4 separate regions of the Homo sapiens genome follow, and all the other regions are linked to region 1. Evidence: chromatin loops called from intact Hi-C (ENCODE). Cell type or tissue: endothelial cell of umbilical vein. All regions are shown on one strand.

Region 1 (8,000 bases):
AAATACATTCTCTTTTAGGGCACATTATTCCCAAGATATAACAAAATGATCAAATGTTATTTAACATTACATGTAATACAGGTAATCCTGAATTAACACAAATATGTTAGGCCTTCATTTCCTTTTTTTTGGAAATGTAGGTATCGGTCTCCCTTTTTCATATTCAGAATTTCAAGTGAAATATGTACATAAAATGCCCATTCTATAAACTACATACACTCTAAAAAAATAATTAAGATGACAGTTTGAGATACAGTGTTTTCCACAGTGTGTGTCTTGGAACATCTGGATACAAGGAGGTACTGTGAAGAAAAAGAATGGCAAATAAATGTGAGGAATACTCAGTTAAACAAAACTAAGCAAGTTCTGTATTTATTAAGGACTTCTAAGAGCCTGTAGCAGACATGTGCAAAGGTAGGGGAGAATAGTGTATGTGGTATCTCCAAAAGTGCAGAATATTTTCCATAGAATATCTGTAACAGTCATGTTCTCTAGCACATACTTTGAGAAATTAACTGGACTAGATTACTGTTAATGAGTCTTTAAGCAATAAAATTATATAACTGGGTTTTTACATTGTTTGGAATTAACTAATATCCTAGTCATAATTAAAATACCATCTTCACTTCTAACATATTTTTACTACGTATCTATAAAAATGTATGTTTGGGGCTGGGTGTGGTGGTTCACGCCTATAATCCCAGCACTTCGGAAGGCTGAGGTAGGCGGATTGTTGAGCCAAGGGGCTTGAGACCAGCCTGGGCAACATGGCAAAAACCCCATCTCTACAAGAAACATAAAAAAATTAGCCATGTGTCTGTGGACCCAGCTGCTCAGGAGGCTGAGGTGGGAGGAATCACCTGAGCCTAGGAGGTCCAGGCTGTGGTGAGCCATGATAGTGCCACTGGACCACAGCATGGACAACACAGTGAGACCCTGTCTCAAAAAAAAAAAAATTCTTTAAAAAGTTTTCTTTAAAATTTTGATCATAATCTCCATGGACTATACTTGGTTCCTGAAAGGCCTCTTCTTCTAGTATGTTGCTCTCTGGTCTTGGCTAATGAGGACATTTTAGCAGAGCTCTGAAATTTAGTAAACAAACTATGTCTGTCTTTAGAGTAACATCTTCCTGTAACTTATTTACAAAGGTACCTAAATTCCTCCTAACACTCAGCATGTTTCACAGATTTCCCTTCCCAATAGCCTCTTCTACGAAAACTATGTCACTTGAACTTCAACTTTACACTTTGTGACCAATCTTGTCGGTAGTCAAGGAGGCTTGTGGAGTTCTGATTCAAGGCTGGAGGAACTGAGCAGTAAGATACGCTTGCTGTTAATCCAGCTCTGATATCATCCTTTGGCTTCAGTGTCTCAGTCCCTGCCCTGCTCCCTTGTGTTTAAATACAGTCATACATCGCTGAATGATGGAGGCCTTCTGAAAAATGCATCATGAGGCAATTTTGTCTTTGTGAGAAGGTAACAGAGTAGACTTACGTAAACCCAGATGGTACAGCCTACTACATACCTAGCACATACTTTGAGAAATTAACTGGACCATACGGTTGAGTTATTAACTGGTTATTATATTATGGTTAATTGAGAAATTAACTGGGCTACATGGTACAGCCCATTTCTCCTAGGCTATAAACCTGTACAGCTTGTGACTGTAGGAATTGTAACACAATGGCAAGTATTTGTGTTTCTAAGCATATCTAAACATAGGCTACAGTAAAAAAGGTTATAATCTTATGGGATCACTGTCATATATGCCATCAGTCATTGACAAAATATCATTATGAGCTGTGTGCCAGCAGTTGTTTTGATAAGCTGCCCAATACCCCAGGCTGAGGACACAGCTTTGCTCTTGTTCTTGCTAAACTTTCTCTGATACTTTGTGCTTGAATTCTTGACGTGTTAGTTGGTCAGAGACATTTCTGCAGTTGCTCACATGGATAAACACTGTGTTGATATCCTTTGATACACTTATTTATTTATTTATTTATTTATTTATTTGAGGCAGAGTCTCACTCTGTTGCCCAGGCTGTAGTGCTATGGCATAATCTCGGCTCACTGCAACCTCCACCTCCCGGGTTCAAGTAATTCTCATGCCTCAGCCTCCTGAGTAGCTGGGATTATAGCCATGCACCACCATGCCCAGCTAATTTTTCGTATTTTTAGTAGAGATGGGGTTTCACCATGTTGGCCAGGCTGGTCTCCAACTCCTCGCCTCAGGTGATCTGCCTGCCTCAGTCTCCCAAAGTGCTGGGAATACAGGCATGAGCCATCCCGCCTGGTCTTCTTTGATATTTTTATTGTCTTCCTTTGACACGAAGAACTCCTCTGTACAAATACTCTCTGGGTTCTCACTACTCTTCCAATTGTTCACATGTAGTGTGTTTCACCCCATTTGTCCCACACATTGTACAATTTCATCCATTTCTAACACTTATTTTTAAATTGATTTAGTTCTTGAGTCTCATATTTCCCATTTATTACCGTCTTCTTAGCTCAACTATCATTTTCTCAGAGAACTTTCTGCATTGCTAATTAGGTCATATTCCTTTATTATACCAACTAGGTGACATGTAGACATTTCTTCCACAAAGTCATGGCCAGCAGATTGTTTGACTAATGTTTACTCCCCACACAAGACTGCAAACTCCATGAGGGCAAGGGCCATATCAGCTGTGACTCACCACTCTATCCTCATTGTCCAGCACTGTTCCTTCATATGGCAGACACTCCATAAACATTTTTGGAATGACTGAATGGTCTTTTCCTAGTTTGTCATTAGGAACAATTGTAATAAAACTATAATAAAGGAAGTAAATATTTTGCAAAAATTATACAACATATATCAAAAATGTTAAAAAGTCTTGGATAGCCTTTGGATTTTTGATAAAGGTAGTATATTTAGATCAAGAGTATTCAAATAATTTTAGCAGCAGAATATTACCCTGAATTTTAACTTAATGTGAATGATGAAAACATTAAGGAAGCATGGAGCAGCTGCTGTGAAAACAGGCTTGGAGGTTCAGGAATCTAGTGCACCTTAAGCCCCTTTATGCCGAAAAGGGACTTCCAGGGCTCTTCAACCACCGCTGAAAATGGCTTCAATCTCACAGCATCACAAGGACCTTTCAGTCAAAATGGAACAGAATATATTATATGTCTAAAGATCTCAAAATGCTACCAGATTTCTAACTCTCACTAATATGCTAAAAAAAAAAAAAACACAAAACTGTCTGATATTGACAGTTGGAATCTCTGAGGAGACCAAGTAATTCAGTATCTCTTTTCTTTGCCCGAGTTCTGAACAAATTGACTTAAAAGAGTAGACAGAGTACAAAACATCACCTTTAATACTGGTAAAGATAATACTGAATAGAGAGAGAGAGAGAGAGAGAGAGAGAGAGAGAGAGTGTGTGTGTGTGTGTGTGTGTGTGTGTGTGTGTGTTTCCTGCAAGTGGTGGGCTTCCTTATGAGGTTCAGTATTATTATGACACGTATTTTCCCCAGCCCAGTCACAGATAGTGCTAAGAGGACAGGCTGTTCCATGAGAAGATCTTGCCCATGACAGGCTTGTGCAGAATGAACAGAGAACATTCATTACGGTAATGAATATCCCTTACATGGAAGCAAGTATTGGGAATGGAGAATAAATGTTTCCCCCAAAACAGAGAGAGAAGGGTGAAAATAATGAGAGAGACAGACAAACAGAGAAAGAGAGAGAACCTAAATGATTCTCTAAATGGCTAAGTGCCAGGTATAAGATTTACTTTTCTCATTTGTAAAACAAGAATAGCAATATTAGCTCCCTTGCTATAATAGATGGGGTCATTACAAAAATCTGCTGCAATGATGTATGAAAGGGGCCTTTGTAACTATAAAACACAATGTAGATGAAGGCATTAGTGGTGGTGGTGGTGGTGGTGGTGGTGGTGGTGGTGGTGGTGGTGGTGGTAAGCAGAACAGAAAATATTTCAACTTAACTTGTTTGAAGGACTCTTTGGGGTGTGAGGATGGTAATAAACTTTTCAGCTTTGTCCCATTTAAGGAAAAAAGCTTTCCAAGAATGGGGCAAGAATGTAAGTATATCTTTTTCTAAAATGAAGAATACCTACAATGTCACACATTACAACAACAAAAACTAGCTCTTCTTATTCATTAGATAAAAGCAATGTTTCTAAAGAGTACCTGTATTATGTTGCAAGCTACAGAATTTCTTAAGTTCTTAAGAAATTGCTACTTATCAACCAACTAACAAATTCTAGACTACTACAAAAATTATAACGTTCAGCTTCTCTCTCATGTATCTTTATTTAGGGGAGAATGAATAACTAAGTAAAGCCAGTAGTCATAAAGAATCCATGGGCAGTAAGGATGGACTACATAGGACTAGATTTATATAATGTTTCTTTTCCTTTTTAACTTAAAGCTTAAGAATTCCATTTATTTATTTGCTGACAAAACTATATTCACAGTGCTTCTGCTTATGAATGTAGGACACATAAAAATGAAACCAAGATAGTAGGAAAAATAGCTTTTGACATTTACACAACATATTCCAAATTTCAAGTTTTGGATATTTTTTGTTAAAACTGACCTTGTGATATCTTTGATTATTCATAAACTACTAAACATTAAAGTTTTTCTATATTAATTTGATACTTTCTTGACAAGTTTGATATGTCCAAAATGAACTACCACTTCACTTCCTTTTAACCTTTTCTTTTTACATTTTTGAAAAAGAAAATGTGTTGAAAATTACTTAATTCTACTTAAATAAGTGCCACTTTTATTATTAATACCAAGTTTTGTACTTTAAGACAATTATTTTCTATTTGGGGGAATGTTTGCGCCATCTACTGGACATATACATATTATTACTTTTGTCCTACAAGAATTACAATGCCATGTCCAAAGGTACTTGTGAAGTTGTTCCTTATAAACCACTCCGAAACAAAATCTATTCCTTTTCTTTCTTTTTTCTTACGGCACATTTCAGCACAGGAAATCAGTACCTTCCCACCCCAAAAAAGCAACACTAAGATATATTAGTTCAAATAACTAAATATTTCTATTTTAATGGAATCATTTCACAGACTCATACATTCATAGGCATACAAATGAAAGAGGCATAAAAACACATTTGGAGTAAAAGAAATAAGTAAGGCATTTATTTCACTGAAAAAAGTATACCCATCCCTAATTTTACAACTATTATAAGCAGAAATCCTTCTCCTATTACACATAAAACTAGGGATAAAGACTAGAAATCTGTTACATGAACTTGTAGAGGAACAATACTAATTAATAGAAAAGAATAAAAGAGTTAAAGCCAGTCTGGTGGTGTCTCTGGATTTTTCTTAATGAGTAACAACCATTAAATGGAATGGGAGGAAAATCAGCCTTTGGAAGAAAATGACTTTTAAATATATTTTTCCTCCCTGTCTTTTGGATGGCACCATCTAAACAGCAGAATTGAAAAGAAACATAAGATTTATTCAGCTTCAATTAAGAAGGTATGTTATTTTTCCACAGGAAAATAAAATGTGGATCCCGCTTGAAGATCCACGCCAAAATTACATTCCTGGGTATGAGGTTTGATTCAATTGCTGGCACATTTATATCTGCTTTTCAGGGAGATACATAAATAATTGGAAAGTTAACAAGAATTGCACTATAATGTTAATAGATTAGAATCCAAATAATTCTTTAACTCTTCAGAGGTTTTTATTTTTTATTTCCTTCCTTTGATCTACAATTAGAAAACTGGCATGAAAAACTTACTTTAGACTCTATAAGACATATTTTGGAATTAGTGCTATTTGACTCACTTAATATTTACTTTGGGCAGTTTAGAACAGAAGATATCCTCATACTTAATACAAAAATAATGCAGAAGATATTATAAAAGGTAAAGATAAATTACCATGGTAGTTCCTACAAGACAGACTTTCAGACAGATGAACACAGGTGAGTAAATGATCCTTAGTAATCTAAAAATAAAATATATTTGTGAACTCTAAAAAGCACAAAATTCTAACAAATTTCAATATAGTTTTCAACAATAAGCTTTGAAATAAGAAAAGGTTTCCACTTAGGCTTAAGTTAGCTTTTTTTTTTTTTTTTCCCACTAGCTTTCAAGTTAATTAAGCTTCACTCTATCTGAAAGTAAAAACAAATTTTAAAAAGTGAGTAAAATGAGACTATGTTACATTAGGAAATATTCTATGCCATAGTATACTCTACTAATGTTGTTAAAATAACTATCCCCACTGCATTTTATCACCATCATTTTCCTTATAACAACTTACCTTTCAAAAGATAAATTTTCTATATTCTAAGTATTGTGCTTTATGCTTTACATATCTCAGTTAATATAACAATCTTATAAGGTTTCAATTATCACTACAGACAACAGTAAGTTATAACCAACTTCTGATACTTTTAATACTACAAAAGACTGTGCTAAAAACTACACATAACTATTAATACACAATATTCATTAAATATTTATACTTTCTGACTTTGCTACAAGATTCACTTTAGCATTCTATTTAATTTTGAAGCAATGGCTTCCAGCTACCATATATATAAAATTGTCTTCAAGTAAGCTTTTTACCTCTTTTATACGGAGGAGATGGTCTTGATCTCAGAACAACAGGATCAAGACCATTCCTTGTATTCTGGGGAGAGGGACCTCCTGTGCTAGATGCTGGATTGATTGTGAATGGGAAAGTGTTCACATGTATAGAATGCCATCCCTGGTGGGCGTAAGATAGGAATCTTCACTGAGAAAAAACCAACAACAACTAAGAGTTAAGTAGTAGGGAAGCCTCACTGAGGTGCCATTTAAAGTCAGCAATCTTGAGAGAGTACAGTGTCACACTGCAGTAGAGAAACAGCTCAGAATCCATCAGTGACAGCAAGCTGTACTGGTAGTTTATTATATTCTTTGTGATTACTTTCTCATTTGTTGTCCTTTAGCATAAAGACTTTCAGAAGTTCTACACTGCTTTAACTGCAGAGAGCGTCAAAGAAAAGAGTGTCCACAATGGAAGAGAAAGAAGAAGAGGTGAAGTTAGGGTATGTCTGAGGTCAAGCACAGTATTGTGGAAAGGATGTGAGAATCCCCCCAGGAGGGGAACCCTCAGAATTCAAGTTCCAGCCTCACAGTCTAGTCATCTACACCTGCAAGATTCTCCTTCCTAAAACCAGAGGTTTGAAGTTCTTCTCTTAAGGGCAACAGTATTCTCTTTTAGTTGTTCCCACTAACTCTTAAGAATGGGGCAACAAAATTACCTACTTATTAAAAAGAGAATGAGTAGAGTCCCTATACTAATATACTTACAGATAAGAATTCTAAGAATTCTAAAACTGGTCTCAGTTGAGTCTCAATCAGTTTTTTCTAATTGTAAATGGAGATAACGATTGGTTTCCTAATTGCTTCAAAGAATTATCCAGAGGATCAAATGACCCAATATATGTATTATCCCTTGTAATAAGTATAAAGATACTACAGAGATGTTTTAAAAAATACTGTTAGCAGGCTGGGCACGGTGGCTCACTCCTGTTGTCCCAGCACTTTGGGAGGCTGAGGTAGGCAGATCACAAGGTCAGGAGTTCAAGACCAGCCTGGCCAATATGGTGAAACCCCATCTCTACTAAAAATACAAAAATTAGCTGGGTGTGGTGACAGGTGCCTGTAATCCCAGCTGCTCAGGAGGTTGAGGCAGGAGAATTGCTTGAGCCCAGGAGGCGGAGGTTGCAGTGAGCCAAGATCGTGCCATTGCACTCCAGCCTGGGTGACAGAGCAAGACTCCGTCTCAAAAAAAAAAAAAACAAAACAAACAAACAAACAAAATACTGTTAGCCTGTTAGCATTATCTTGACATCTAGGCTATGCCCCGACATTGCAAAAAGTTAGATTTGGGAAATTCTATCAATTGGCTGATTTTTCTACATAATACAACAAATGATTTATCTCAAATTGT
Region 2 (8,000 bases), 510 kb before region 1:
CCATCCTGTCTTCCTATGATGGTGCACCTTTGCTTCCATTTTCCTCTGCTTCCTTCAGTAGTGAATTGTTTCGCCATCTGCATACAGTTTCTCAAATCCTTCCACAAGTTACTTCAGCTACCGAGAGTGATAAGGTGCCCTTGCATGCTTCTCTGCCAGTGGCTGGGGGTGATTTGCTATTAGAGCCCAGCCTTGCTCAGTATTCTGATGTGCTGTCCACTACTCATGCTGCTTCAGAGACGCTGGAATTTGGTAGTGAATCTGGTGTTCTTTATAAAACGCTTATGTTTTCTCAAGTTGAACCACCCAGCAGTGATGCCATGATGCATGCACGTTCTTCAGGGCCTGAACCTTCTTATGCCTTGTCTGATAATGAGGGCTCCCAACACATCTTCACTGTTTCTTACAGTTCTGCAATACCTGTGCATGATTCTGTGGGTGTAACTTATCAGGGTTCCTTATTTAGCGGCCCTAGCCATATACCAATACCTAAGTCTTCGTTAATAACCCCAACTGCATCATTACTGCAGCCTACTCATGCCCTCTCTGGTGATGGGGAATGGTCTGGAGCCTCTTCTGATAGTGAATTTCTTTTACCTGACACAGATGGGCTGACAGCCCTTAACATTTCTTCACCTGTTTCTGTAGCTGAATTTACATATACAACATCTGTGTTTGGTGATGATAATAAGGCGCTTTCTAAAAGTGAAATAATATATGGAAATGAGACTGAACTGCAAATTCCTTCTTTCAATGAGATGGTTTACCCTTCTGAAAGCACAGTCATGCCCAACATGTATGATAATGTAAATAAGTTGAATGCGTCTTTACAAGAAACCTCTGTTTCCATTTCTAGCACCAAGGGCATGTTTCCAGGGTCCCTTGCTCATACCACCACTAAGGTTTTTGATCATGAGATTAGTCAAGTTCCAGAAAATAACTTTTCAGTTCAACCTACACATACTGTCTCTCAAGCATCTGGTGACACTTCGCTTAAACCTGTGCTTAGTGCAAACTCAGAGCCAGCATCCTCTGACCCTGCTTCTAGTGAAATGTTATCTCCTTCAACTCAGCTCTTATTTTATGAGACCTCAGCTTCTTTTAGTACTGAAGTATTGCTACAACCTTCCTTTCAGGCTTCTGATGTTGACACCTTGCTTAAAACTGTTCTTCCAGCTGTGCCCAGTGATCCAATATTGGTTGAAACCCCCAAAGTTGATAAAATTAGTTCTACAATGTTGCATCTCATTGTATCAAATTCTGCTTCAAGTGAAAACATGCTGCACTCTACATCTGTACCAGTTTTTGATGTGTCGCCTACTTCTCATATGCACTCTGCTTCACTTCAAGGTTTGACCATTTCCTATGCAAGTGAGAAATATGAACCAGTTTTGTTAAAAAGTGAAAGTTCCCACCAAGTGGTACCTTCTTTGTACAGTAATGATGAGTTGTTCCAAACGGCCAATTTGGAGATTAACCAGGCCCATCCCCCAAAAGGAAGGCATGTATTTGCTACACCTGTTTTATCAATTGATGAACCATTAAATACACTAATAAATAAGCTTATACATTCCGATGAAATTTTAACCTCCACCAAAAGTTCTGTTACTGGTAAGGTATTTGCTGGTATTCCAACAGTTGCTTCTGATACATTTGTATCTACTGATCATTCTGTTCCTATAGGAAATGGGCATGTTGCCATTACAGCTGTTTCTCCCCACAGAGATGGTTCTGTAACCTCAACAAAGTTGCTGTTTCCTTCTAAGGCAACTTCTGAGCTGAGTCATAGTGCCAAATCTGATGCCGGTTTAGTGGGTGGTGGTGAAGATGGTGACACTGATGATGATGGTGATGATGATGATGATGACAGAGGTAGTGATGGCTTATCCATTCATAAGTGTATGTCATGCTCATCCTATAGAGAATCACAGGAAAAGGTAATGAATGATTCAGACACCCACGAAAACAGTCTTATGGATCAGAATAATCCAATCTCATACTCACTATCTGAGAATTCTGAAGAAGATAATAGAGTCACAAGTGTATCCTCAGACAGTCAAACTGGTATGGACAGAAGTCCTGGTAAATCACCATCAGCAAATGGGCTATCCCAAAAGCACAATGATGGAAAAGAGGAAAATGACATTCAGACTGGTAGTGCTCTGCTTCCTCTCAGCCCTGAATCTAAAGCATGGGCAGTTCTGACAAGTGATGAAGAAAGTGGATCAGGGCAAGGTACCTCAGATAGCCTTAATGAGAATGAGACTTCCACAGATTTCAGTTTTGCAGACACTAATGAAAAAGATGCTGATGGGATCCTGGCAGCAGGTGACTCAGAAATAACTCCTGGATTCCCACAGTCCCCAACATCATCTGTTACTAGCGAGAACTCAGAAGTGTTCCACGTTTCAGAGGCAGGTTAGTTACGGATCAGAAGGACAGATTGAGGTGTGGTGGTTTGCTTGCTCTAAAAGTAAAATGAAAATTATAGAAAGATAGAAATTTGGTAAAATGGTACATCATCATTTTTAAAATCAAAACATTCAACAAATCAGTCTCCAGTTTCTGAAGTATAATTTTATTTATTATTTCAAACAATTATTTAACACATTTTGGTTTTTAATTTAATTCTCTCCAAAATAGACAAAACAATTTTTATTTATTGTCAATATTTCATACTCTACAGGATGTCTTTTATGGGTGGGGGCAATTCTGTTTGCATAATACATTTTTAGTACACTGCTTTTAAAGCAAGATCAGAGTATGCTATTTTAGATGATTTTAATTTTCATACTTTTGTTCTAAAATAAGTTGTAAACTAATTCTATTTAATTATAAAATGAATTATTAAATCTGAGAGTAATGTGACATAAGCACTTCTCTCTGACACACCCCTGTAGAAAGGAATTAGTTAATTTCCACATTCATATCAGCTTGGGGAGCTTTATTTATTATTATTATTTAATTAATTAATTAATTAATTTTGAGACGGAGTCTCGCTCTGTCGCCCAGGCTGGAGTGCAGTGGTGCAATCTCGGCTTACTACAAGCTCCGCCTCCCAGGTTCACGCCATTCTCCTGCCTCAGCCTCCCGAGTAGCTGAGACTACAGGCGCCCACCACCACGCCAGGCTAATTTTGTGTATTTTTAGTAAAGACGGGGTTTCACCATGTTAGCCAGGATGGTCTTGATCTCCTGACCTCGTGATCCACCCGCCTCGGCCTCCCAAAATGTTGGGATTACAGGCGTGAGCCACTGCACCAGGCCAGGGAGGTATTTATGTATTTATTTATTTATTTAGTTTTATTACTAAGTTTTGAGAGTTAATAATGAAGTTAAAAAAAATTTTAATTTTTTTGTCTTTCTTTATCTTAATGTTGCCTAAAGAGGGCAGTGTAAACCATCAAAATACATTTTACTTTATGCCTGCTGTTACACACTTTTTTAAGTTAAATAATGGGCATTAATATGTACAGTATGTATAGGTATTGTATCACAAGATGTAAAACACTAAACATTTTTCTGTAGAAATGAATTTCATTTGTGAATGTATTTTATGCAAATTAGCTTACTGACCAGATGTTTCTTAGAGCAGATTATGTGCAGTGTTTATAATACAGATGTCTGCTTTAAATGCCAATGGAAAGAAGAGGGAAGTTCAATCCTATTAAGTATAGAAAAGTAATACTTTCATTGAATTGGTCATAAGAATTTTATAATTTGCTTTTATTAAATGTGAACGTATCTTAAAGTTTAATAATGAAACTATTTAAATCTTAACATCAAGTTAAATGATAGGCTAATGTAACAAAATGCACTCATTGTATAAAAGTGAATATTTGTAATCCAGAACATAGACATCAGTCTCATTAGAATATTTTTCCTCTTTGCGATTTCATCTTTTTAATTAGTTGTATATTTTTTCTTCAGTGCAGCAGCAATTAAAAGTTTGTACATTTTGATAGAAAACTTTTTCTGTATTCTGAATTGATACCTATTTAACATTGCATTTTAAACACTTAAATGCTGATATGTGAGAATGAATAATGAATCCATAGGTCACTATAGTCATTAGTGCTGTCATATATATGAACTGTTATCTGTTCTCAATTATAGTAGCTGCTTTTTAGTTTTCATTAGATTTATGTTAAAAGAAAATATCAGGAATCCATCTATCTGTCTTACCAGGTAGTGACATTGATACGTTCTTGCTAGACTATGCTATTATAGAAGGATATATATAATGAGATGCTAAACCTAAAATTATTGACTAAAGCTTAGCAAATTTCTCTTCAGTGCACTAATTAGTTTTATTTAATTATCAAGAGTGTGTTCTCCCACTAATTAGGATAAAACAATATGAATATGACATCCAACATTATCAAGTAACATAATTAGTGAAGTAAATAAGATCAAACAAGATTAGGGGAAAATTCTGGCCTATTTTTAAAACTGTATCTATAAAATCATATGTAATCTGTCTTATCCAATAATTGAATATATCCCTTTATCAAATGCATGCAGACTAGCTCTGAAACTTAAGATTTTATGGTGTATTTCTAGAATGCAGAACAATTTACAGGATGTGTTCTTTAAAATACTATAGATAAGGCAAATATTAGTATCCACAATTTATAAATGAGTACACTGACACCCAAAGATACTAGATTATTTGATCCAGGTCACATGAGTAAATACAAAACTGAGCCTGGAAATGTCTATCTCTTAAAGATTATGCTTTCATGTTAGGGGCCAATTAAATAAATGTAATGCTTAAATTGTAATACCAAAATTATACTATCTTATTCTCAAAACATCTTTTAAAATGTTAATCTTAGTTTTTTATTTCTTAATTACCTATTAATTAAATATTTTAATTTAGGTAACTCATATATACTACTGAGCCATCTCAAGGAGATATTTTAGTCTCAAATAAATAAAAATAAAATCAGTAAAATTAATTCCTCATTATAGTACACAAAGCAACCAACTGATTGTCTGTGCTTTCATAAGATATCCTATTTTGTGTAAAAGAGCTAGGTTTCATGCCATAGTTTGATCATTCTGACTCCTTAATTAAAGGATTTAAGATCAAATATCCCAGAGCACTTTTGAGAAAAGTTTATACACAAGACTATATGTGTGTGCATGTGTGTATACAGTGTCTGTATATAAATATGTGTATATGGTATATTTACATATATAATGCATTATATATCTTACATATATGACATATATGATAGGACATATCTCATATATATGTATGCTATACATATATAAATGAAATATGTAATTATATATATATATACCCATATACATGTTGCTTTGAAAATTTGTGGCTATTGAAGACCTGCATAATTATATAAGCTTACTTCGTACATATATTAATCTACATCACTGGTTCTCAAACTTTAACATAGATCAAAATCAACTGGAGGACTCGTCAAAACACAAATTGCTGACCCTTACACACAGAGTTTCTGGTTCAGAAGATTTTGTATGGTTTGAGCGAAGCCTAAAATTTGCATTTCTAAGTTATGATGATGTTGATGCTGCTATTCTGGGGATCAAACGTCAAGAAAATCTGATATAGATAATAATATTAACCACCATTTGTACTAAATGAGGTACCAAGGACTTTGCTAAGTGAATGTTTTCATTTATTACTGACACACTTACTTTCCATCTAGGTAACAATAGTTACAATAGAAAAAACTGTGAAGACAACCATGTATAAAATAAGATGTTTTTCTAAATTTTATAAGGAAATGCTCATTGCATTCACCATCAGGTTATTTAGGTGACTAGATGATTCTAAATGAGTCTCCACAAAATAATGGCCAGAGCTTAGGATTAACATTTTAAAAAATGGAGTCTTGGGCTTTTCTCACAAGAATATTAGCTACAACTCAGGGCTGAGTTGGCTTAGAACATTTTCACTTTTTATACAGTTTTATGATTTTTAATCACACCTTTGAATTCCATTTTTCCTAGTAAATGCATTTATAGTTATAAGACCAAACATCTTGGGAAGTGTGTGTGCCATTTATATTCCTGTGATACATTACATTTATTTATTTATTTATTTATTTATTTATTTATTTATTTTGAGATAGAGTCTCACTCTGTTGCCCAGGCTGTAGTGCAGTGGCGTGATCTCAGCTCACTGCAACCTCTACTTCCCGGGTTCAGGCCATTCTCCTGACTCAGCTTCCCAAGTAGCTGGGATTACAAGTGTGCACCACCACGCCTGGCTAATTTTTGTATTTTTTATTTTTTTTAGTAGAGATGGGGTTTCACCATGTTGGCCAGGCTGGTCTTGAACTCCTGACCTCAAGTGATCCGCCTGCCTCAGCCTCTCAAAGTGCTGGGATTACAGGCATGAGCCACCACGCCCAGCCTGATACATTCCCTTTATTAATGGATTAAATTCCTGTCCCTTTCTGCTATCACCCTTGATCAACAGAAGAAAGCTATTATTTTAAATCTTAAGTTCTCTCCAATTAGATATATTTTAATGCTATATATGTGCACTTATATTAGTCTCAATTTTCTTAAATACATATTTAAGTTAAGTGAAGTTTCTCTGTCTCCTATTACTTAAGCATCAGAAGTGCCAAGTGCATAAGAAGGCATGTAGATTTTGATGGGAAACTCAAATGTGGTTCTTTCAGAATGTCTGCAGGTAGATATAAGGGCTTTTTGTAGCACTGTCAGCATGCTGTAATGTTAGAAACCGTTCTCATGCTCAGTCATCTTGGTTTCCCACTGAACACACCTCAAAGCAAAGAGGAAGGATTGTTATTGGCCACAAACACTCACTGTTCTGAAACTCTTTTTTTAACAACTTGGAAGGTAATCTCTAGTTAAAGTGATTTTCAAAGTGCTAGTACAGTAATGTACCTGACTGGCCCCCAAAATAATCATGTGTCATCTTTTAAAATTAACTCAAGGACCAAATTCGGATTTTTAATTATTTACACTTGCATATTTCAGAAGAATTTCTTAGATCTACATATTCCTCCAATTCACCTGAAATTGCATTTTTTTTTTTTTGTAGAATAAAACAATGGGTAAGAAGAACATTCAAAATAACATTTAAAACCAATCTATATTTAAAATTGAAATCGATTACTGGATTGAAAGGTTATCCTAATATAAGAAGAGTTATCCCAAGATTTTTTTCTTCATGAAATTATTAATTGCTTCTAACTATTTACCTAATGCAGGGTTAAAAATAATCCTATTTAAATTTATTTTAGAAAATTAATATATATGGTGATTCAGTAAGTAGCGCTGTTTTTCCTGACCATTCTATTTTAAATCAGTAGTGATTTTTAAATTACACTACTTTGATTTTTCTTATTTAGCAAGGCTTTTCAAGGCAATATTATGCTTACCTGTTGCCAAGGCACCCCTATCTGGGTGCCAATCTCTGCTGGGATGTTGTAGTTCTTCTTGTCTAATAGCCTGCCTTACATTTTAAACTTTGTTTTAATTAAATTGGCTTATAATTGTAGACATTCTTTGCATCAAAGAGTCAAAATTTTAAAGGTAAGTAACAGCAATGAAGGTTGCAATTAATCAGTTGAAAAATGCTGTGACTTTTCCTTCACCTTAAATATCAATTCTCTCAATTTTCTCTGACTACAGAGGCCAGTAATAGTAGCCATGAGTCTCGTATTGGTCTAGCTGAGGGGTTGGAATCCGAGAAGAAGGCAGTTATACCCCTTGTGATCGTGTCAGCCCTGACTTTTATCTGTCTAGTGGTTCTTGTGGGTATTCTCATCTACTGGAGGTAAGTTGAGTATTTGTTTTGGAAAATTTAATTCATAAAACTCAGATTTTGCCCATATTTCATCTGAAAGGTCTTCAAAGCATATTCAAAATGTATTTTACCTGAGAGCTGCCATTAATTTATTCAAGGTAAATTTGTGAATCCAAAGGCACAATAATGAAGGAGTTAATTGTTCTTCATACATCAATTAAAGATAAAATGGA
Region 3 (8,000 bases), 230 kb before region 1:
GATGCTATCTCATCTTGGTTTTGATTTGCATTTCTCTAATGACCAGTGATGATAAGCATTTTTTCATATGCCTGTTGGCTGCATAAATGTCTTCTTTTGAGAAATGTCTGTTCATATCCTTCATTGAGCAGCATTTTCTACTACTTGCATGGGTCTTGTGAAACAGAACACTCACATCAGTTAAGCAAAGCAACTTTATTACTCACAGATAGGCATCAGGGACAGTGGAAGCCTAGGATTCATAGTGAGCCAGTCCCCAAGCCTCAGGAAAGCTACATATGGCAGAAGGAATCCTGTCTGCATGTGCTCCATATCACATCAGTTTTATACCCTGGGGGTCACATGAACCACCGGGCTAAAGCAATACAGGACTTCCTGTCTTAGGACACACAGGAATAGAGTCAGGGATGTTTCAGCCAGTTCATCCTTATCTCAGGATGTTGCATTCCCAGTGTATTCTACAGTTATTCTTGAGAACTGCAAGTGAGAAAGAGGGAGGAGCAAGGTTTGTCAAGGCTATACAGAGAACTGTCCTTCAGTCAGCATATCATGCAGAATGATCTTTAAACTAGGTTCATTTATTTTCCTTCCCTCAGTCAATACAGAATGTCCCCAAGGGCCCAAAACTATAGATTAAAATATAAGTGACATGAAATCTTGGACCACCTGTTCTTGCAGCATACTTGTGTTTTTAAGATTTAATTACACCAAATTTCAAACCTACCACTTCCTTTTGGTAATGGAATCATGCTATGCATACCAAACTCAGATTAAAAAAAGATTCCCTTAGGCTTTCTTGTAAAATAGGTCTGGTCTTCCTTTTTATTATTTTTTTTCCAACTCTACATATTTTCAAATAGCTAGTCTTCAACCTCACTTGTTCCTTTTCTCTGACTCATTCTGATGTTGAGAGCCTCTATTACCTTTTTCAATTTAGCAAGTGTATTTCTCAGTTCCATGGTTTCTGTTTGATTTTTTTTTTTAATTTTAACCTCTATGCTACATTTCCCAGATAAATTTCTTAATTGCTTTTCTGTGTTATCTTGGAGATCACTGAGTTTCCTTAAAGCTGTTATTTTGATTACTTAGAGAGTTCACATATCACCGTCTTGTTAGTGTCAGTGACTGGTTCCATGCTTTTTCCATTTGAGGATGTTATGGTTCTCTGTCTGCTATTGTTTCCTGTGGATGTATGTCTATTTTTTCACATTGAAATATGAATTATTTATCCATCTTCTCTGTCTGGCTTGTTTTGGTTTTTATTGGATATGTTTGCACAGAGATTCTTTGTAATTTATGTGTTGATTTTCTTTATTTTGTTCACACTTGGACACTGTCTCCTTTTTGGCATTAGATGGCACCTTAAGCCCAGGTTTGCCTCAGCTCTAGTTAAAGACTCAGAGTACCACCCATTCCACATGGGATAAGTCCAAAGCGGGGATAGCCTGGCAATGTGGAAGGTTAGCTAGGGGTTTATGCTCAAGGGACCTGTCAAATGAACCTCCTACAGCTTGTGCTGCTGAACAGCCACTCCAATTTGGAATCTACTTTTGTCAGGTTATAGAGCAGAATTTCCAGAGCTAGGGATGGTAGTCTCACCTCTCCCCATTGTTTCTGGTTGTCCTCAAGGATACTTCTTCCTTCAGACACTCCCAATGCTGCCTATGGGCTAAGTCAGGAACAGGTCTCCTGCCAGGTAGCCCAAGATGATGGGAAAGCTGAGTGTCCACCTCCATATTACTTTTTCCCATATTAATTTTCCATGAGTTTGGTGCTGGGCAGATTGAGGGGAGGGGCACCACAGTTATGAAAATCCAATTCTCTTACAAGCTGTTGGGAGTGTTTCACTTCTCTGTGGCCCTGGGAACTGTCTCCTTCTCATATATGAGTTCTGGAATATTGCTGGTAATAATCTTGGTGCTGTATATATTTTGTTGGTTTTCTATTTGAGGCAGGGAGTGAAGTCAGCTTACTTCTATGCTGCCATTTTAGAATTTGAAGTGAACGTTGTGCAGTAAAAATTGCGCAGGCATCATGAGAATTCACATAGCTCTGTGGTAAGAAGAGGAAAGTGTATTGCTACCCCTGCCAAGTAAAAGCAAATGTTGTCAGGCAATCTTTACTCATCATCACCAAAGAAAAGGAACATTTTCCAAATTGATAGCAGTATGCCAGGCCCATGGGATATGTTTAATTACTCCAGAAGAAACCATAACTGGGACACCAGCTAAAATTGGAATCATCCCCTGATTAAGTTGCATGATTCAAGTATCATTTTCCAAAATTGACTTTTCTTTTACACAGGCCAAACAGATGAATTTATAAACATAATTATACTTGTATCTTATGTGTTTGGTATTAATATTTGAAACTATCTCAAAATATTCAGCAGGACAAAATATGACTTTTGAGATTAATAAAAAAAGTTTTTCCTTACAAAGCCTAGATTTTAAGACATCTAACTATAGATCCAAAAGACTAACTCTGAAACTCAAGGTACAATAAAAATACAAAGATAATCTTATTGTTCAAGAAATATATTTTCTTCTCTTCCCTAAGATTTAAGTCTTTTATTGAAAAAAATGGCTTACATACAAGAAAGATACAGATGGTGATAAAAATACTCCTGTTAAAATCACTTCCTCAGGAAAGCTTTTACAAACAACCACCTTTTTCACTCTGACTTTATTAGATCCTCCTTTCAGAAACTCTTACTTCTTTTTCATACTATTTTCTATGCTTATAATTATTTATTATTTCATATTAAATACATTATGGTTGAGATCCATCAAAACATAGACAATGTTCTTTATTGTACCACTATTGCAATAGCATTTAGTACAAGTCCTGTCTCATAATGCACACAATACATTTTTGTTGACTGACTGATTTAGCTTTCTTAGTACTTCTCAAGTTTTTCTTTCAAGTTTCCATTCTAGGTGTCCTTTAAGTTCTGTGATGAAGACTGAAACAATGCACTACATACTTGAAATTTATTTGATTTCTCATGTAATATTTTAAACTCACCCTGTAAAATATCGGTACTTAATTGAATAGGAATATACATGTATTTGAACTGTATAGCTATGTATTAAGATGCACCAAGGATTATCCAGTAGAATTTAGCATTTTCTGCCAATTACTTTGTGTGACATTAAGGATAGTCCTGACTTCTAGCTATTTCTTTTTTAATCATACTAGTTTTCCAACTTTTTGTATGCCACATTTGATATATTGATTAGGTAAATGCCTTGAAGAAATGTTAATTGTCTCAAAGGCAAAGAGTGCCCAACCAACTTAATCATATAGTACTCCATTGTCTACCATTAGCCATAAAAACTCTGTAACTTTCCTGATTGTATTACTGTAGAATCATTTAATTTAATATAATTTAATTATTTAATTTTTTTGAGATGGGATCTCACTGTATTGCCCAGGTTGGTTTCAAATTCCTGGGCTCAAGAGATTCTCCTTCCTCAGCCTCCTAATTAGCTGGGATTACAAGGTCATGCCAATGCATCCAGCTGTGAAATCTTTTTTTTTCTTTACAATTAGGAGTTCCTTCTTATATTTGATATCAAATTGTGAGTTTTAAGAGTGTAATTTCATTTCTGATTGTGGGGATATTGAAAAAAACCAGCCCCCACTGGCTAATCATTATTGTAAAGTAGAGCCATGCCTGGTTCTGGTTCTGGCTCTCATAAGCCATACTCCTTTAGTTTACCAGGACATTAACTGTCAGGGCTTGCTGATTCCAATATTTCTCTGTTATGATAGCTTAAAGTGTCTTTGTCTTGGAGTCACCATGGTCCAGTCTTCTTCTGCCTTTTAATTCTGTCTTCTAGTTCTGTCTTCTGACTGCTGGGTGACTTTGAGCATGTCTCTTCACCTCTAAAATCCTCAAAATTCTCAACTGTAAAATGATGCTGTTAAGTGTGGTCTAACTCATAATTTTTGAAAGATAATCAAATAAGATCATACATATAAAAGCTTAAAACATATAAAACAAGAATGTGACCGTGAGGCAAGTACTGCAGGTGGCCTCTCAATGCTGGAAAAAGCAAAATTTCTTCCCTAGAGTCTCCAGAAGGAATTCAGTCTGACCGGCACCTTAATTTTATTTTGCAACCACTAAGGAAAGGCCCTGTGAGCACACAGCGAGAAGGTGGCATTTTGCAAGCCAGAAAGAGAGTCCTCACCAGGAACTAAATCTGTCAACACCTTGATCTTGGATTTTCAGCCTTCAGAACTATGAAAAAATGACTGTCTGTTGTTTAATATATATATACATATATATGATTATATGTATTTTATATGATAATATATATAAAATATGTAATAATCTTGATTTGCCAGAGTATCAATTTAGGTTTCTAGTGACCTGTCTTAGAGTTTATGGATTTTTTTTTTCTTCTGCATTGTCCAATATGCTATTAGAGACATCCAGTAAAATTTCAGGTTTATTTTTCAGTTTTAAAATTTTCATTTGTTCTTGTTTTATAGTGTCTATTTTCCTGCTGAGATTACCCATATATTTACTTATGTCCCATTTTTTTGAATTATTGAAGATTTTTATAACAGCTGTTTTAATGTCCTTGCCTGCTAATCCTGACATCTTTGTCAGATTGGGATCTCTTTAAATTGCTTATTTGTTCTCCAAATTATATGTCACATTGTCTTGCTTCTTTATATGTCTATTAATTTTTATTGTGTGCTAGATATTATAGATTTTATATTATTGGGAGTCCAGATTTTTATGATGACAGTTCTGCACAGTCTATTGCTAAATACCTAAAACAGATGCTTCACATATGTTGCCTAGTTTTACAGTTTTTTGTTTGTTTGATTGAGTGGACTATGAATTAATACCCAGATGAATAGGTCAGTTAAAGAGGCCAAACTGACCCTATTAGAACCTGCCCTGGGAACTAGAAGCTTTAAGTAAGGTTTTCTCAGTCTTGGCACTATTGACATTTTGGTCCAGAAAATTCTTTATTTTATGGGACTATCCTATACATTTAAGAAATTTTAGCAAATTCCCTGGTCTCTATTAGGTAGATGACAGTTACAACCCTATACATATTTATAGGGTGGAACCTATATATGTTTCTTCCTTACTATCTGAAATAGCTTTAATAAATATAATTTTTCTATTGTCTTTGGCCCTCAATTTTCCCTTCTTCTTACAAGAGTAACAGATCCATTGGTCTCTTCCTTTATATCATTAACTGATAATTATTGAAAGGCATCTTTTATGTCTCTACCTCCTTTCCCATTTCAAAATTTCTGCATATCTTATTTTACTTAATTTTTAAACTTTTTCACAAAAGTTTAAAGCTCTATATAGTAATGGTATTATTCCTGAAATCAGATTTAAAAAAATGTAAAAAATACAAGTAATGCTTCAGGGTTATAGGGTTATGAGTGTTTAGGGAAGAATTTTTGTGACATGGTACAATTCACTGGAGGAGTTGTTTAAAACTTTTTGTTTTAAACAAAACAATTTAAGACTTGAAAGTATTCAGAATGTATAATACAATCTTTATCATCATCCAGCTTTAATGATTATCAAAAGATTAATATTATAGCTCTTATTTGATCTATATGTATACCTATTCCTCTTCTCCAATATTATTTTTAAACAAATCCCAGAAATCTTATCATTTTACACTTAAGTAACAGAATACAGAGCTCTAAAAAACTATTTTAACACAAAAGTATGCTACATTTTTCACATCTTAAAAAGTAAGCATAATTCCTTAATTTTATTAAATGCCCAGTGTTCAAATTCCCAGTAATTTTAGATGTAATATGTGACTTTATTTTTACAGTTTATTCATTGAATTGGGATTAAAATAAGATTCACATGTAATAATTGATTATTCTTTTTTTTTTAAGTCTTTTTAAAAAATAGGTTTCCTTGTTCTCTCTCTTTCTCTCTCTTTCCTCTCTCTGTCTCTCTCTCTCTCTCTTCCTTTCTCTATTCCTCTACTTCTCTCTCTTCCTTACAATTATTTGTTGAAGAAACTGGGTTGCTGGGTTGTTTATCCTTTAGAGATTCCCAAAATGTAGATTTTGCTGAAATTTTAAAAATGTAAGTCCACTTTTATTAAGAGCTTTGTGTAAACAAGTTACACTTTTGGAATACTGCACCCACTGCTATATCACAAACATACACTACAAACATACAAACATAGTGTATGTTTGCTATGTACTGAATGTTTGTGTCCCCTCAGAATTCATTTGTTGATGCCCTGATCCTGAATATGATGGTGTTTGGAGATAGGGCCTCTGGGAGGCAACTAGAGGTAGATGAGGTTGTGAGGGTGGAGCCTTGGATGGGATTAGTGCCCTTATAAAAAGAGAAAATCAAGAGCTTGCTTTCTCTGTCTCTCCCCAGGAGGCACAAGAAGAGGTCATGTGAATGCACAGCAAGAAGGTAGATCTGCAAACCAGAAAGAGAGCTCTCACCAGAAGAAGGCCATGCTAGTATCCTGATCTGAGACTTCCAGCCTCCAGAACAGTGAGAAAAACATTTCAGCTGTTTAAGTCACCCAGTCTATGATATTTTATTACAACAGTCTGAGCTAACTAAGACACACACTCCAGATTTGGTTATCATATTTATTATATTTAATTGATAAGTTACATTTCCATTGTGGCTTGTCAAAAGACTTCACCTTGTTATTGTAACTAGAGAGTCATGCATTGATCTAAACTTTCAGATTTCTCAGACAAAAAGAAAAGTCTTCATTATTCCTACTAAGAAGAACAAAGCTAAATCAAACTGATGATCTTCTCTACATTTTGTGATAGATTTCTAGCTCTAGTTAGAAACTGATACCTCATGCTTTCTTTCTCCATTCCCACACCTTCGTACCCAGGAGCAACATTTGTTTGTTTGACAGCAAAATATTAACCCTGGAGACCTGTCCTGGCAGAATTTTATTTAATCTTTACTTAGTAACTTAATCTCCATAAGACCAACAGTGACATGATTTCATTTGACACCAGTGTCACCTCAGTCTTGAACAGAAAATGTGCATAATGATTTGTAATAACTTTATACTCATTCAATTACATGATGAATTTTGACTTTTTCTCCAAGATCATTATAGGCAACATGTAGCAATGTATGGAGAAAATTACAATAACAGAGATAGGTTTTCATATCAAGGTCATTTAAACGCTAGGCATCCTCTTCGCTTTTGCATGGAGGGAGATAACCTAGGCTAGCTTGAACTGGCAATTTCTTTAACACCAAAATCATGCAAATAACCAGTGTGTTGAATAGTATATCACTATTTGTCTTTAGTTTGTCCTGAAGCTGAAATGGACACACTGCATTAATTTCTAGAAGCAATTAAAATCTTTTTTTTTTTTTTTTTTTTGAGATGTAGCTCTGTTCTTGTTCTTGTTGTCCAGGCTGGAGTGCAAAGGTGCGATATCAGCTCACTACAACCTCTGCCTCCGGGGTTCAAGCAATCCTCCTGCCTCAGACTCCCAAGTAGCTGGCGCCTGCCACCACACCTGGCTAATTTTTTATATATTTAGTAGAGACGGGGTTTCACCATGTTGACTAGGCTTGTCTTGAACTCCTGACCTCAGGTGATCCACCTGCCTTGGCCTCCCGAAGTGCTGGGATTACAGTCGTGAGCCACCGCACCCAGCCAGCAATGAAATTCATAGCAAGGTATTTTCTACTCACAAATACAGTTTGTTATCCAGATTTTAATTAACCCAATGGACACAAATAACTTCTTGTGTGAGAGTAATCTGTGGCTTTAACAAAAATATAGCAAAAAGACAATGTTTCATTGGGTTCAAAATTACTTTTTATCTCAACAGCCAACAACTTCATATTCTTACCCATTGAAATTTACGTTGGTTTTAATTTTAATGCTTTTTAAAATGCACTCTCTTTGGTAACAACAATAAGTTGTGGGCCCTTAAAATCATAAACTTCATGAGTAACAGATTTACCCAGTACATAGGTTTAT
Region 4 (8,000 bases), 220 kb before region 1:
ACAGGTTAGCCGCACAAGTAACTTTGAAATCAAACCGGGCAGAGAGAGGGTAGGAGGAAGAGAATCTTAACAAAAAGTGTATGCAAATAATTACCCCCAAAATACTAAAAAGGGAGGAAGGAAAGGAGGAGCGAGGGAGGGAAGGAAGGAAGGAAGGAAGGAAGGAAGGAAGGAAGGAAGGAAGGAAGGAAGGAAGGAAGGAAGGAGGGAGGGAAGGAAGGAGGGAAGGAGGGAGGGAGGGAGGGAAGGAAGGAAGGAAGGAAGGGAGGGAAGGAAAGGATCTCCGTTTTGCATTGTACTTGCCTTTCCACACACTTCGCAAGTGAAAACTTTGGGCTTGGCATTAGGAGAGCCTCGGCTGAAATCCGAGGTTTTGAACGCGATTTTTTCCGACAGAAGCTGGGCGCTTTCTTTCATGTAATGCTGCAGCTGAGCCTGGGACAGGTCTTTGAAAGCTACTCCAGAAGGGTATTTCTCCACCGCCGGGACCACCAGTTTATTCCTTTCGGCTAAATACGTTTTTGGCTGCGGGTGCAAAGGGGAACTGAGGAAGTAGGAGGCCACCGGGTGGATGTTCACGCCGGCTGCCGGGTGGCATGGGCCGTCACCTCGGTTCAGGTAGCACAAGGCGCCCATGGCGTGGAATGAAGAGTGGTTGACCACACGCGGCCTTACCAGCTTGTACTGCTGCAGCGGCAGCGCGTCGCGGGCCAGGTCGCCCTTGAGACTCAGTGCGCAGTTGAGCAGGTCGCTGCAGCTGAATGCGGGAGCCGAGGGCACCGCCGCGGGCGCCGCCGGGGCCTCCAGACTGGCCTTCCGCGGCTCGGAGCCCGTCACTCCTGCCTTGGGGCTCGTGTCGTAGGCCACAGGCACGAAGGGGATCATGCAGGGGATCGACGAGTTGAGATGCAGAGAGTGCTTGGGTTCCCCCTTGGGTAAGGCTCCCTGCAGGAAGTGGGGGACTGGCAGGGCCTTGGGCTCTGGGGTGCGCGCCATGATTCGTTCAATGGAGAAAGCCAAGGGTTTGGACGTGCTCATCATGTTGCCCCGAGCTGGAGCAGTCGCTAACATTTTGGTAGTCGCGTTGTGGCAGCTACTGTCCATGTCTGAGTCGCCAGCGTCCGTCAGCCGGGGCTGGGTTGCGCCGTCCGTTGCCTTGTTCCCTGCTTGTCACAGACCTGCGGAGAGGGGGACGGGCACCATCACCACCAGTAGCCTCCTCCTCCTCCTCCTCCCCAGCATCACCAGCCGAACCTGCCTGCCCAGCCCAATGGACTCCTGCCAGCCCATCGCAGAGTTCTTGGCGCACCAATGACTCGGGGACAATCACTACTTATTTCTATCAATAGAAAGTGTTGTGTCAATAACGCAGCCAAGATCTCGCCAATCGTTAACTTCCAAGAGGAGAAGGTAAACTAGATAATTGCTCAATTCGCTTCCAACAGTCAACAGGAAAACTTTTTTTTTTTTCATCTGCAGTCAGTAACTACTTTTCATTGGTGAGTGAGGTTCCCCGCCCAGAAAAGGCGGGGGCGCTTTCACCCGCTTGGCGCGCCCTCCCCTCTGCGCACACACTCTGCCGCGCACACTTCACTACCCTCCGCACCCCCCCATCCCCACCCCCCTTTTGCTTCCTCTGCCTTTCTAATTCTCAATCTGCTTAACCAGGCTTTAGAGGCCAAGCAAATCTGAGATCAATTTTCTCGTTTAGCTCTAAGTGACATCATCTAAAATCATTGTGCAAGGGCTAAATAAGGAAACGGAGTCTAATTCAGGGGCAAACGCCAGGCTATATTTATCAAACGCCAAGCTCCAGAAAGCCTCGGCTAGGAAGCCTCGGCAGTGAAATCCGAGGTTTCGCTGCTTGGTTCCACTGGGCCTGGGTGGGCCGGGCTGGGCCGGGCTGGGCCGGGTCAGATCTGTGCCACCTCCGCAGACCTATTTCTTCCTCCAGGGCTCGGGGTTGCCCGCTCCCGGAATCCCGGAGTCTCCGCGGCCCGAACCGAGTCTGGACCATTTAGAAGACGCCGGCAGGTAACTGGCCTCCCCAAACGCCCCGAAAATTAAAAGCCTTAGGAGGCTTGTTCTGTGTTTGTGGTTTTGTAAAGGCAATGCCCGCGGCAATAGGCCTGGGAAAGTCGCACTTTCATCCACAAAGTTGAGGAGTTGCAAGGAATAATTGGGTGTCACACCACAAGCAACCTTGACTCGATCGGACCCCACCCAGGATACACACAGACGCGCGCGCGCGCACGCTTCCGAGTTTCCATTGAGAGTCTGGAAAGAGCATTTCTTTCTTAAGTACCTGCGCTCAGCTAGAGCTCTCCCGGAGCATTTTAAATACTGAATGCCGAGCGGAGAAGGGAAACAGAGTGTATTAATCCCCACTCCGGTTGCCGGTGTCTGCAAGCCTCCTCTAAGCAGCGCAGGCGGCAGCCTGGATGTCTGTGCGCATCAAGGAGACTTGCCGGCGCCAGAGTTGTGTCCACAGGTGCACTTGTGCCTCCCAAAGAGCGCGCGTAGAGACCATTTCCCCTGCAACGCCCCCCAGCCGAACACCCGCCGGGTGTGGCACCTCGGCCGAAACTCCTGGGGCGGCGCGGTGGAGCGTGTGGAGGTTTCCGGGAAGACGCCTACGGCTGCGGCTCCGACTGTGCGGGCTCCCGCCGCCCAGGCAAGAGCGTCCAGGAGCGCGCTGGAAGCTGCGGCGCGCACCTTCCCCGGCGCAGTCTCTTGCCAGCCGGCGATCACGCAGAGCTGAACCCCGCAGCTAGGCGCGCAGGAAGGGCTGCACAGAGTTTGAAGACACGGCAGCTGTAAGCTGGCGTGAGGAGGCCAAAGGAGCGCGCAGAGCTGCAAGCAAAGGGCGGTGGGGCCTGGACCCTGAAGTGAGTGGCCGACCGCAGCAGCTCAAGGTGCCATCTGCCTGGTGAGTTAACCCCACGTGGCTGTGAGACAGGTGGTGGCGGGTGTCAGGTATTGGGCCAAGTGTAGTGGGGGCGTCCTTCTGCTAGAGCTCTGAAAAGGGTTGGCCCCGGAAGGCTGGATAACGGCGGACTAGAAACCCTGGCATTATTAAGTCCCTGAGCAATTTCACTCAAAGATGCGAAACTGGACCTTAAACGAAGGAAATTGACGTCAAAGTATTCCCTCCTCTCTACCCCATTCTCAACACATGCCAGGCAAGCTACCCGGGTCCCTCCGCCCCACTCTAACTTTCCGCGAAAATCAGTTCCGCCTCTGCCCCAAGAGCCAAGAGGGGTGGAAAGGAAGAGAGCTTGGGCTGGGAACGCGCCTGATGTCTAACAGAAAGGCAGTGGCAGCTGGGTGAGTGGTGGGAAAGCTCACAGGCTGAAGAAATGGGGGAGGGGGAGTGAGTCTTATTGGAAGTTGAGGACAGCCAAGGGGCAAGATGGGGGGAGAGGTCTGGCTGAATACGACGGGCTTCAGCAGCTAGGCCTGGGAGTGCCTCGTTTCAGGCCTCGAGGTGGCTTCAGGCTGGGACAACTGATGCAGCAGAGAAGGGCAGAGCGCCCGGGGGGAGAAAGCAAAGAGGCGCTACACTCCAAGGCGGCCCTTTGGAACCGTCCTTGGCCCGGGTGCACCTACTTTGGATTCGCCCAGACTGCAAATTTTTCTTTCCTTTTGCTGGGGCCACGGGACAGAGCACCTGGGCAGAGCAAGCGGAGAGGCGCCACATCCCCGAGAGGCGCTTCGTAGTTGTCCTTGGACCGGGCGCAGACACTCAGTATTGGTCAGCGCTGGAAATTTTCTTTCCTTTTGCTGTTGGGGCCGCAGAACCAGTCTCCTCCTTTCCCCTGCTCAGACAAAGGGCACGGGAAGGGCTTTGCTGGGGCAAAGGGGGGTGGGGGGTTCTCTGTCCCACGACAGATGGGTCGCGGTTAAGACTTTAATTGCTGACTTTTGGGCCGGATCAGATTCCTTTTCCTACCTGCCACTTCCCAGCAGCGAAAAATCCCCCTCCTGCTGCACTCCTCCGCCACCGGGCTAGGTTGAAAGGAAAAAGCCAAGAAGCGCGAAGCAGCCCGGCTCTGGAAGGCTTTGGAGAGTCCAGCTGACTTGTACACAATTCGCGGCCTCTGGAGCCTTACCTGCCTTCTTGACTGAATGCCACCAGTTCGTTTTACGCTTGTGGTGTGTCCCTCACTCTCCCCTTCCTCTCCTCCCCCTCCCCTCTCCTTAACTGCAAAAGAGCCTTTCTTTGACCTCTGTAAATTTCTCCTTTGGTGTATACCAAACTAAAAAGGAAAAAATATTGGCTAAGAGGTATGCATGCTTTGTATAGTTTATATTTCAACAGTTTGCTTTTCACTAGTCTTTTCAGGATTTGCCCTTTTGGCAAGTGTTTGAAAATGTCATTTGAGTTAACACAAATATGGCAAAGCATCAATTATGCTCTTCCTTTAAGATGGCCTTGAGTTTACTAAAGACTGAAAAGGTGCTTTACAACTCCAGGCCTTGATATCCAACATTTGTTAATTTTTTCAAAACCTAACCAAAAACACATGTTAATTAGTAATACTATCTCTATTAAATAAGAATTGTCACAAAACACAAAATATATTTAGAAAGGGCTTCTATCTTACCGTCCAATCTGTCTAGTACTTTATTTCCAAATATATTTGAAAATAACAAAAAAGGCAATAAAAACAGAGTATATTCAGCAAATTCAGAAGCTTTCAAAACGTTTCAATGCAAGTATTTTTTAGTTATTAAAACAAATGCAAGGGAGCCTTGTTTGTTTTGTTAATGGCAAAATAGAAACTCTTACAGTTTCTTTGGATTTTCTTTGAGAATCCTATAATCCTATTTTTTTGCTGAGAGCTGATGATTAAGTGTGCCTCCCCTTTCCATCCATGGAAAGGCAGTATTTATAACCTCAAATCCTGATGGAAGGCGAGTTTCAGTGTATGATTTATCCTTTATGAAATATCCTGAGGAAACCACAGCAGTTCATGATATAAAGAGGCCAGATAACAAACTCTGTGTTAAGATCTATTTAAAAAATAAGAAAAAGTCCTGCTTTTCTAAAGTAATTTAAAATTCTCTTTTTCTAAGGAATCTGATTTTGACTTCAATACTTTCTAAGCTGTGTTCTTGCTATTACTAAAAAATATTCATGATTTCCACAGGCTTTTTGTTGAAGTCCCTATCATAAGCAAATGCAGTTTCTGGCTATGGTTACTGCAATTCGAAATAAAAGGTAATAAGATAATAGAGCCATACATTACCAAATAAGCCATAATCTCTAATCTCTTATTCCTTGATATGTCACAAAATACTATTGATTTTTTTAAATTAAAAATGGATTGGAAAATATTATAACTAATTCCACTTTCTGCCCTAGTTCATTGACTTGTCCCTGGTCATGTTTTTAGAGTTTTCTGGCCTGTTCAACGTCTCTGACCCCCAGCCCCTTCACCAAGAGCAACAGTCTGCTTTCTCTTTGCTTTAGCTTGTGAGCTAAGGGAGGAGAGACGAAAGCATTATTATTATTCTGACATCACCCCCCACCCCAGCCTTGACATTCAAGCACATCTACACTTTTTCCTGTTTAATACATAGCACCAAAGGCAACACACTGTACTTCTAGAAGGAAAAACACGTTTTTTAATTCCTCTGCGTTTTCTGCTTATAGTCTTTATCTCTGGCTGGTCTTTTGTTATTTCTTTTGGTGTGTGATGGAGGCAGGGTGACGGGATGGGACACAAATAGCAAAGGTCTATAAGGTTCAAGGAAAGAGTTTCTGAATACCTCAGATTACTTAATACACAACGGGAACTAACTTTCCAACACGTTAGCAAACATATTGGCAACAAGTTCAAATTTAAGGCTACTAGTGTGCTTTTAGTTAGTTTGGTAGCAAATAAAGAATTTTTGCTAAGTTCCTAAAGCAATGTGAAGGACAGTATCACAGGTTATAAATGTGGGAAGGGTTGATTAACTCACAGAGCCCTCCTCTCTTTGGGGGAAGAAGTGTGAGGGTGGATTATTTGTCTCTAGACCTTTGTTGTTATTATTTCTTTTATATTAGGATTTCATTTAAACCCAGTGAAATTATTTCTCTCAAAACAGCATTTACATAGCAAATCAGTTTGTGAAAGGAAATGAAGAGCCCAAATGTGAGAGCTGTTAATGAGGTGGCAGGCAATACAGACAGCGAGCACTTGGGCTCAGTTTGTTTCTGACCCTCCACTAATGCTGAGATTTTTCTCACCCATTCCCACAGGCCTGTGAGGTGTGTCCCTCCAGACTGAGAGGCTATGACTCAGGGTTGGACTTTATGGAAAAAAAGAAGTTTATAAAACAAGTAACCCAGTTTCTCCAACCTTTACTGTGGAGCAACAGCGTCAAGCAACAAAACCCAGCAAAGTTTTGCTTGTCACTTACAAGGGTGTTACTGAAATCTGGAAGGCGAACAATTAGAAGATAGCCCAAACATGCTCTATTGCTCTACACTGAAATACTTGCCTCCAATAATAGAAAAAACCTGTTTTCGTGCAATTGATTGATTAGCGTTCTGCAGCAGTCCCTGGACAATTTTAAAGACATTTTGTGTTTGTGGCCAAAATTAGAAACAAGCAGACACACACACAAAACAACCATATTCAAGACACGGTTCGACTGTTTCCTTGACACTACCCACGAAGTTTAAAGCATTTTTTATGTTATTTTCAAACTTTCTTAAGTGATCCCATGAAATAAAAGTCGATAATAGAAATTAAAACAACACAGAGCAAAGAACGAGCTTAGTGAAATGGAGAAGCAGTAGAGGTAAATAAAAATCCTCGAGCTAGAAAGCTCTAAGAACCGCTTATAAATTCAGTTACCTCCTGAACTCCGGCCGATGGCCACTCCGGCCCGGGAGTGCCCCGCGCCGACCCGCTGGCCTTGGCCGTCTCAGCCTTCATTATCGCCACGGCCTTGGCGCCCCCTGCCCCCGGCTGCCCAGGGGAACCAAGTTCCCGCTGCTGGAGTTGGGGCAGAGGAGCCCCGCCTCATTCAGGATTCGGTGGCCAGCGCAGAGCCATTTGAATAGAAGAAGCCCGAAGTGAAACAGAAAAGCTGAAAACTCCCCGGCTGGGCTCTCCACTTCTCGGTTCTTGCTCACGAGTTCCAAACAGTTAAAGTGACGTTGGCAAGGCCGAGGGCCACCGAGCTCTGTGAGACTCCCTTGGAGGGGTCAGGAAACTTAGCTCGAGAAGCTTGGAGGCGGCTGGGAGTTGGGGCGCAACTTCAGTGACCGGGCGCCGCTGCCGGGCTGGGGCTCCCAAGCGTCCGGCTCCCGGGGTGGTCGACGCGGCGCTGCCTTCGATCAGGTCCCGCCGACCTCGGGCCTCTGGACCACCACCGCCCCAGCTGGTCTGGCAACCCATCCCGGGCGCAATCGCGCTCCTCCCCTTCTCCTCTGCATTCCCGCAGGTCCTGGGGCGGCTCCATCCCCCCAAGGCTGAGAGATGGCGAGGGAGGCTCCAAAGAGTTTCGGGAGGGGGCGCCGGATCTGGTTTAAGAGACCGCGGAACAGATGGTGGAGAGCTCCTGGATGAAAGTTTTTGAACAGGCACTCGCTAATAGACTTGCTTTGACGACTCAGGGTGTAATTGAAGGGTCATTTAATCTAGACGCAAGGTGAAAGAAAACAGGCCCGGGGGTGTGGCATACCTAAGGAGGAACTAGAGCATCTTTTCACTAGGTTTGCCTGTCATTTTGACTTTCCTGGAAAATACGTTCTTAAGTCAAATTTTAAGAATGTCTGAGAAGCATCTCTGAGTATCTCTTCCAAAAACCTTTCGTGTATTTTTTTAGCCGACCTCCTTCCTCCGAGAATCCTCCCTTTTGAAGCCGTTTGGCCTGTGCTTAAGAGTAGTTGGGGTCTCCTTATGGTCCCAGGGCAAAGAGAATTTTCTAACTAGATTCTCCTGTTTAAGACCTTAACAGAAAGGCCTTTCTACCTTCCCTTCTTTGGCTTTACTCTCCAA

Evidence for each region. Peaks named below come from ENCODE experiments on the same cell type or tissue, not always from the same donor. Only the 100,000 strongest peaks of a DNase experiment are listed, where the experiment ranks them.
Region 2: it touches region 1 in a loop (10-fold over the local background); 13 of 110 quality-filtered maps call a loop at or near these places.
Region 3: it touches region 1 in a loop (4-fold over the local background); 6 of 110 quality-filtered maps call a loop at or near these places.
Region 4: it touches region 1 in a loop (3-fold over the local background); 6 of 110 quality-filtered maps call a loop at or near these places.

The regions. Positions count from the first base shown.
Region 1 is chr7:122,524,197-122,532,196 of GRCh38, forward strand. The region is part of intron 8 of CADPS2 (calcium dependent secretion activator 2); the gene reads right to left. LOC105375481 (a long non-coding RNA gene) reads left to right here and starts at 3,536. Exons shown (of 4, transcript XR_001745347.2): 1 at 3,536-3,614; 2 at 6,994-7,092. RefSeq lists enhancers at 2,972-3,472, 3,473-3,973. In endothelial cell of umbilical vein, a CTCF peak has its summit at 4,886 (motif pointing left); a DNase peak (open chromatin) is centred at 4,865.
Region 2 is chr7:122,011,472-122,019,471 of GRCh38, forward strand. It overlaps PTPRZ1 (protein tyrosine phosphatase receptor type Z1), which reads left to right. Exons shown (of 30, transcript NM_002851.3): 12 at 1-2,418; 13 at 7,653-7,797. Among named protein-coding and RNA genes, the nearest start is that of AASS, 130 kb to the right of the region's middle. In endothelial cell of umbilical vein, no CTCF peak of the experiment used is centred here; no DNase peak of the experiment used is centred here.
Region 3 is chr7:122,289,313-122,297,312 of GRCh38, forward strand. No RefSeq gene overlaps it. Among named protein-coding and RNA genes, the nearest start is that of FEZF1-AS1, 10 kb to the right of the region's middle. In endothelial cell of umbilical vein, no CTCF peak of the experiment used is centred here; no DNase peak of the experiment used is centred here; H3K27me3 peaks cover 1,526 bases.
Region 4 is chr7:122,303,334-122,311,333 of GRCh38, forward strand. FEZF1 (FEZ family zinc finger 1) reads right to left here and starts at 1,417. Exons shown (of 4, transcript NM_001024613.4): 1 at 304-1,417. The coding sequence starts at 1,104. FEZF1-AS1 (FEZF1 antisense RNA 1) reads left to right here and starts at 325. Exons shown (of 7, transcript NR_036484.1): 1 at 325-935; 2 at 1,240-1,410; 3 at 1,955-2,929; 4 at 3,183-3,327; 5 at 3,970-4,155; 6 at 5,154-5,224; 7 at 6,251-6,744. In endothelial cell of umbilical vein, no CTCF peak of the experiment used is centred here; no DNase peak of the experiment used is centred here; H3K4me3 peaks cover 525 bases; H3K27me3 peaks cover 6,907 bases.